Linked DNA regions of Homo sapiens: regions 2 and 3 are each linked to region 1. The links are chromatin loops, found by intact Hi-C in ENCODE. Cell type or tissue: heart right ventricle. All regions are shown on one strand.

Evidence for each region. Hi-C counts contacts between places; a loop is a spot of excess contacts. Peaks named below come from ENCODE experiments on the same cell type or tissue, not always from the same donor. Only the 100,000 strongest peaks of a DNase experiment are listed, where the experiment ranks them.
Region 2: a loop joins it to region 1, with 4 times the contacts of the local background. A loop is called at or near these places in 8 of 110 quality-filtered maps.
Region 3: it touches region 1 in a loop (2.7-fold over the local background); 7 of 110 quality-filtered maps call a loop at or near these places.

What each region holds. Positions count from the first base shown.
Region 1 is chr16:78,502,147-78,504,646 of GRCh38, reverse strand. All of the region lies in intron 8 of WWOX (WW domain containing oxidoreductase), which reads right to left. Among named protein-coding and RNA genes, the nearest start is that of WWOX-AS2, 3.4 kb to the right of the region's middle. In heart right ventricle, CTCF peaks have their summits at 750 and 953 (motif pointing left); a DNase peak (open chromatin) is centred at 951; H3K4me3 peaks cover 33 bases; H3K27ac peaks cover 295 bases.
Region 2 is chr16:80,465,648-80,468,147 of GRCh38, reverse strand. All of the region lies in intron 2 of DYNLRB2-AS1 (DYNLRB2 antisense RNA 1), which reads left to right. Among named protein-coding and RNA genes, the nearest start is that of DYNLRB2, 74 kb to the left of the region's middle. RefSeq lists enhancers at 1,119-1,700, 1,701-2,283. In heart right ventricle, a CTCF peak has its summit at 1,544 (motif pointing right); a DNase peak (open chromatin) is centred at 1,557; H3K27me3 peaks cover 965 bases.
Region 3 is chr16:79,260,742-79,263,241 of GRCh38, reverse strand. It overlaps a transcript of MAF not described here. Among named protein-coding and RNA genes, the nearest start is that of MAF, 340 kb to the left of the region's middle. In heart right ventricle, a CTCF peak has its summit at 1,548 (motif pointing right); a DNase peak (open chromatin) is centred at 1,531; H3K27ac peaks cover 1,252 bases.

The DNA.
Region 1 (2,500 bases):
TCATATTTCATAAGTTCTGGGTGCTAAAGGGGAAAGAAAGATAGTATTACGAAGACACTGGCATCACGACGCCCACTTCTGGAATGAGCCAGTCTGTTGAGCATTTACATAACAAAATAGCAATGTACTTTCCATGCCATAGCAACCCTGGAAGAAAACTGCGAGGTGGAAACCCTGGACAATTTGTATGAGGATTCTTGAAAATCTGAGATAGACAAACGCATTCTGAGAGATCAAGCTTGCTTATAAATGTTGGTTCATAACAATGTAATCTACATATGTGAATCTCAGAAAGTACCTTTCTCCTGGGAATTTCTTTCAGAAAAACAATCTTCTTTAGTTTACTGTTTTTAAACCTTTTCCCCCTTCAGGGATACTTTACCCTCTAGACTTGCCAAAGAGCCATTTCCTAATATATCCTAGAGAATACATGATTTCATTTTTCCACAGATGCATTTCTATACACCTGGTATTTCAGTTATTTATTAACCATGCCTAGTTTTGTAGTTTCTAGCTTTGTATCTTTGAAGTCATTAAAACTTAATAGGAGAATTAATCATAAAAGAAATCTATCAAACACAGTTGCCAAGCACTTTTTTCCCCCTGACTGACATCTTTAAGATGTATTTGAATGTTATTTATTTCATCACACCCAGGGAATAAAAAAAACATAACTTGCAGCTTCCAAGTTCAGAGAAAGCATAAAAATGTGATTTACTATTTATTGTACACTTAGTCGCATGCATATTATATATTGCATGTTAATCTTCAACTGGCTAAGTTTAGCAAATTTGACAACACTACTGTTTGCTAGAGAGGAAAAAGAGTCGACATCTGTTCTCTTCCAGATATGAATCCTTCTTGGAAGGAATCAGAAATACTCGCAGGCCTTCTAGTTTCTGGGTAAACTGATAGAACACAGGCTCTTTAACTGGACAGTCAAACCACAATGCCCCCTGGTGGTGAAATCATGCATATACACATGTAAGTGTTTGCACCTTGTGAATATTTTTAAGAAGAAATCTTATTTCTAATGGTGTGGAAATGTTCTTTCAGTTTTAAAAATGCAAAGACAAAGATCATGGCACATCAATTATGCTTTTAGAGAGAAAATAAAGAATCGCTTTGCTGTGAGTAAAATTAAAGATGCATTTAGTTTATCAAAATCACCTTGATCAAAAAAAAATTTTTTTTTTTTACAATAAGGAATTATATTTAAATTCCACACTGAAGATCTGGAGTATGGGGGGGATATAGGAATTTCAGCATATGTATTATCTGAACTAAATTTACAAAAGTGGAACAGTTGGAAGGTACTTATAGGTAGACCTGAGGGTCTGTTACCTTATTTTCAGTTCAGTGAAAATGAAATGAGAGCAGATTCCAGATTTTACCAGCGGATGGAAGACTCCATCTTCCCATCATGCTCTCAGCATGCACCTCTGATAAGCAGCTTAAAGGGAATTTCCTGGGGTCAGACATAAATAGAGATTCTCAGGTTCTCTTAATCCAGACACACATCGCTTGCGAGTTAGGCCTCATAAATCTCAAAAACAGTCAGCAACATATGAAAGGCAATGTTGTTAGAAGGCTCAAATACATTAAATGGGAACGTCTGAAACATGGACTCATTAATCATACAAACACTGCCGAGGCTGTGTAGTAATCAAAGATCGCAGCACCTTCCTTTCTTAGACAGCATCTCATTTCGCTCCTTGCTATCGCTGGAAGCAGGGAGGCCCAGAATAGAAAACGCCATTGCCTTCCTTCTTCACCTAAGGAGGAGCTCAGCCATTAACAGTTACGAGTCATACTGTAAGTAGAGCATGAAAAAAATCACCAACGTATCCCAGCCCCCTTTTCGAGATCTGCTGGCCTTGGCAATGATGACTTTTTTCTGATGCACAACATTTTAAGACACTTGCCCAGTGTCATAGACATCACTGCCAAGACATGTCATCAAAGGATATTGGAATGAAAACAGAAGTCCATGCTGAAACTTGTGGACAACACAGATGCTCATGGCAGCATTATTCATAATAGACACAAAATCCATGAACTAATGAATGGATACACAAAATGTGGTATATCCATACAATGGCGTATTACTTAGCCACAAAAAGAAATGATGAACTGGTAGATGCTGTCGCAGGGATAAACTTTCAAAACATGATGCTAAGAGGAAGAAACCAGACACAAGAGACGACTAACATATCACTCTATTTATATGAGGTACGCAGAATAGGTAAATCCATAGAAACAGCAAGTAGATTGGTTAGTGGTTGCCAGGAACTGGAGAGAGGAGGTATTTGGGGTGATGACTAAGGGGTCATTTTCTTGGGTTAATGAAAATGTTCTAAAACTGATTGTGATGGTGGATGCAAACTCTGAATACACTAAAAGCCATTGAATTGTACACCTTAAGCAGATGAATTATATGGTAGGCACATTATATATCAATAAAACTATTAAAGAAAATGAAAAGGATATTGGAGGGCTA
Region 2 (2,500 bases), 2.0 Mb before region 1:
TATTTACTGATGAGCTCGCATGACCTGGCCCACGGATATGTATCCTGGTGCGTTAATCCGCTCGGGCTGCCATGACAAAATACCATAGACTGGGTGGCTTAAACAACAAAAATTTATTTCTCACAGTTCTGGAAGTCCAAGATCAAGGTCCAGCATGGCTGGTTTTCAGAGAAGTCCCTCTTCTTGGCTGGCAGACAGTTGCTTTCTTGATATGTCTTTGCACGGTAGAAAGAGAAAGAGTTCTGGTCATTTCTTCTTTCTTTTTTTTTTTTTTTTTTTTTTGATGGAGTCTCGCTCTGTCGCCTAGGCTGGAGTGCAGTGGCGCGATCTTGGCTCACTGCAAGCTCCGCCTCCCGGGTTCACGCCATTCTCCTGCCTCAGCCTCCCGAGTAGCTGGGACTACAGATGCCCGCCACCACGCCTATTTATTTATTTTTTTTTTGTATTTTCAGTAGAGACAGGATTTCACTGTGTTAGGCAGGATGGTCTCAATCTCCTGACCTCATGATCCGCCCGCCTTGGCCTCCCAAAGTGCTGGGGTTACAGGAGTGAGCCACCTCACCCAGTAGGTCATTTCTTCTTATAAGGGTGCTAATCCCATCATGTGGGCACCACCACCATAACCTCATCCAAAAGAAGCAGTTCCAAAGGCCCCATCTCCAAATACCATCATACTGGGGATTAGGGCTTCAACACACAAACTTTGGGAGACACAGTTTAGCCAGGGCACCTGTGGGCTGGGTATCTCATCACCTGCGGAACTTGCTAAAGTGCCAATTCTCACACCCACCCAGGGATTCTGACTCGGTATGTTTAGGGTAGGGTGAGATATTTTTGTATTTCAGTATACATGCTGTGTGTATCCAGTGTAGCTGGTTTCTGGAGCATCATGTAAGAAACTGTAGAAGTAACTTCAGGGCATGAGACTCGAGTTAGACAGGCTTGTGTTTTAATTTTGGCTGTCATCCTAGCTACCTGGGTGACCTAGCCCAGGGTACTCTGCATTGTTTCCGAGGGACTTAGTTTGTTCATCTGAAAAATGGAGATAGTACTAGCACCTTACCTCCTCTGGGGTTGCTATGAGGGTTAATTTTAAGCAACTGTTTAATTATTCCTTAAGTATTAGTTCATTAATTATTAATTATTCATTAATGCATGCAGAGTGCCTCGCAAATCTTAAGTGCTTTTTATTTGCAGCCATTGTCACCAACATCCAGAACGTAATCCATGACCTCTATCTTGGTCCTCTTTTTGCACCCGAAAGGATCTGTGCTTGGGTCAAGGACCGGTCCCTCCTGATGCCAAGTGAGGGAATGCTTTGCTGTCCCCAGGAGCGCCTACATTTGGTGGTGACGACCCTTAACACACTGCCATTTCTCTCCCTTAGCCACAGATCAGACAAAATGGGACTGGGCCAGGTTTTGCCTACCATGCTGTCCATAAAGGCACGGTTGACTTCTGTTTTCCAAATTTCAAATTTCTTCTTGGTAAGTTAACTACGTGCCCTCGTGAGACAATGGGCGGGAAGTGTAGCTCATCTCTCCTGGAGCCACAAGATGGCGCTGTTTCCTTTGTCATGGCCCGGCGTGCACCCCCATCCCTGCGGTTTCAGGGCCCGGGTGCCCTGCTCTCACGGCCAGGTCTCCCCGACAGGCAGAGGGCTCTGTCAGATCACGGAGTCCCCATCTTTGGGATGAGGGTAGGACAGTACAGTTTCTCAGTGGTAACCTAATGCCCCTATAGAGCATAATCAGGGTTGACCAAAGGAAAGGCTTTCCTTACTTCTAAACAGCTAAGCTGTCCTTTGCCCACAGTTCGGTCTGTTTTTGGAGAACTGTGCCCTGTGGCGCACAGAAGTCAAACAACTGAGACTTGGGCTTTCGTTGACTTTCATTTCTCTCTTTCTTATGTAAATGTACCCATCAGTGGCTTTTTGATAGATGAACTCACAACAATTACCCTCCGTAACATGAATGCAAAACACCTTCCCCACGATATTTGAAGTGCAAAGAGAATGGCCTGAGAGCAGAAACAGGCTGTAGGCAACATCCTCTGGTTCCTTACAGAGACAGGATACCAGGATTCAACCCTAGCCACCTTCGAGGTAATTCTCCACAACTTACCTGATACTGACAGCTGCAGGTTGCACGCCTTTAGAACCGCTCACTTGTCAGGGCTGTTTGCGTCCACCTTTGCTCATGGTCTATGGACAGGGACTATTTGTTCAGAAACCCCAAGTTAGGTCTTTATCTCTTCTCTACTGCATTGACTGCCACGCATTTTTGTGCAGGTGTTTTCTGTAATTAACTGCAGAGGATAGCACAATAGTTAGCATAACGTTAGGCATGAGGCCGGGGATGGTGGCTCACGCCAGTAATGCCAGCGCTTTGGGAGGTTGAGGTAGGAGGATCATTTGAGCCCAGGAGTTCAAGATCAGCCTGGGCAACATGGTGAAACCCCATCTCTAGAAAAAATAGGAAAATTAGCCAGGTGTTGTGGT
Region 3 (2,500 bases), 760 kb before region 1:
TGGCCAAAACTCTTGGATGCAATGATGCGTTTAGTTATCCATTTCCCGGCCTCCCTAGATATACCAGGGTTATAAGTTCAATGAGAGGCCGTGTCTGCCTAGTTCACTGCCTAGTCCCAGTTCCTGGCAAGCGGTAAAAACTTGGTAAAAGAGTGTTGATGACCTGCATTAACACTGGGCCACACTGTGTCAATATGGAAAATATCAGTCACATCCTATGGGTGAAATGACTGTCTCCGAATTCCTGCTCCTTTTGTTTGACACGAGCTATGGGATAAATGTGTATCTGATTGTCCTACTCATTACTCTGCTGCAAACATACATTATGAGAGAATAAGATGCCACTCCTAAGTTCTTCAAAAAAATGCTACGGTTATTTCTGCACCCCTTCAATACCGTTCACCCACCAGCTTCTAGATAACTCTCTAATATTTTCTAGAATGTCTCCCATTTAGATTGGCTGGGAGTTGAGTCCCATTACCAACAAAGGGGCTCTGGATGGTGCAAGCATTGACTCCTTCCCTAGAGCATCCTGCCTGGCTCAGAGCAGATTCTGCTCTTACAGAAGGAACTGTAAGACTGTAAGGGCCCAGCAGCCCAGCTCGTCCCTCTGGGCACGTCCACCCCTCTCTCATTTCCATGCTGTGAACAAATTGCCATTGTCACACCTCCATGCCTTTGCGTGTGCTGTATCCTCTGCTGGAGCTCCCTTCCCTATGGGTTGCATAAACAGATAAGGTATCCACCCGAGGCCCTTGACCTAACAGATTTTGTCTTAAGGCTTTCTCCCCAGGTCCAGAGCATCTAGCCACAAAAACATCCCAAAATAGTTCTGTCCCAAGTATCATGTCCTTTGTCTACATTTTCTATTGCTTTAGGCACAGAGCCCAGAGGTCTATTTTGGATAGAGAGTAAGGCTGTGAGTATTAGAGAGAACATGAGTTTTAGAATTCGAAAGAGCCCAGTTCGACTTCCAGTGACGATACCTACTGGCTGTCTGGCCCTCACTAAGGAGCTCAGTCCCCCAAACCTCTGAGGCCTCATCTGCAAAAACTACCCATCCTGCACAGTTGTCGTGGCAATGACCTCAGACAACATATGTAAAGCTCCTGCTGTGGTGAGTGGTACACGGAAGGGACTCTCCAAATATTAGCCCCCTCCCTGGCCATTCTGCCCTGAATGTGACTGCCTGGGGGCAGGCAGACTGTCCTGGTCCCTCCTGGAATGTCACCTAGGATTGTGCATGATGTTTTCTGCAGCCAGTCTGGAATAACTCGTGAAAAGTCCATATGAGCAACTTAAGAGATGGAGTCCTTCTCCCAGCCCTCTCCACTGTCAGGAGGAGGACTGAGTTAGTTGAGCATTCTGGCCCCTCCCTTCCACTAACCTCCACCCCCAACGCCCCCAAGGACTCAGGGCCAAAGGTGATTAATGGGAGTGTCAATGAAATTGTCTTTGAGGCCAGGCCCTGCCCTCATCATTTTCCCATCTGCTGCAGGAACTTCTCATTCTTTGAACCTGTCACTCTGCAAGCGGCAAAGGCTGGCCAGAAGAGGGCTCCACTGCAGCCAGCCTGACAGGCGGGGCAGGCCGTCCCTCTGCAGTGTCCCTGGCCTCCTTCTAATTGTCTCCTCTATAGAGGCATCTTTCCCCCAGAGAAGGGCATGAGAAGTCCCCCGGATTATTTGGATGAAGAGACTCACAGTTACTCATTCATCCACAAATTTGTTAAATATTTACTGAGTAGCTACCATGTAGAAGCTCCTGTGCTAAGTCTTAAAAGAAGACCAGCCAGGCGTGGTGGCTCATGCCCGTAATCCCAGCACTTTGGGAGGCCGAGGCGGGTGGATCACTTGAGGTTGTGAGTTCAAGACCAGCCTGGCCAACATGGTGAAACCCGGTCTCTAGTAAAACTACAAAAATTAGTTGGGCGTGGTGGCAGGTGCCTGTAATCCCAGCTACTCAGGAGGCTGAAGCGGGAGAATCTCTTGAACCTGGGAGGCAGAGGTTGCAGTGAACTGAGATCATGCCATTGTACTCCAGCCTGGGTGACAAGAGCAAGACTCTGTCTCATAAATAAATAAATAAATAAATACCCATGGGAGCCACGACACCTTCTGGGCCATCCTGCCAGCTTCCTCACCTGCTCCCGGTCCAGCCAGCTCCTTTCACCCCACTGCTTCTCGCCTGCAGCCCCAGCCCTCATCTCAAGCCTCATTTCCTCTGCCTTGGACCAATGGAACAGCCTCCTCTCCTGTACCCTGACCTACACCCCAGGGTATTGCCTGAGCCATCTTTCTAGAATGTTAGTTTGGTTGTATCTGTCTTGGGTGTGCTATTTTCCACCTGGATTTTGTACTTTGCTATACAAATAGTTTTCTTTAAAAGAACTCAACTTTTTTTTTTTTAATTTGGCCTCACTCTAAGCAATAACATCTATGAAGTCACAGATTGGATGCCAGCTCCTATATCATACCAAAGTGAGTTTTTAAAAATCTCT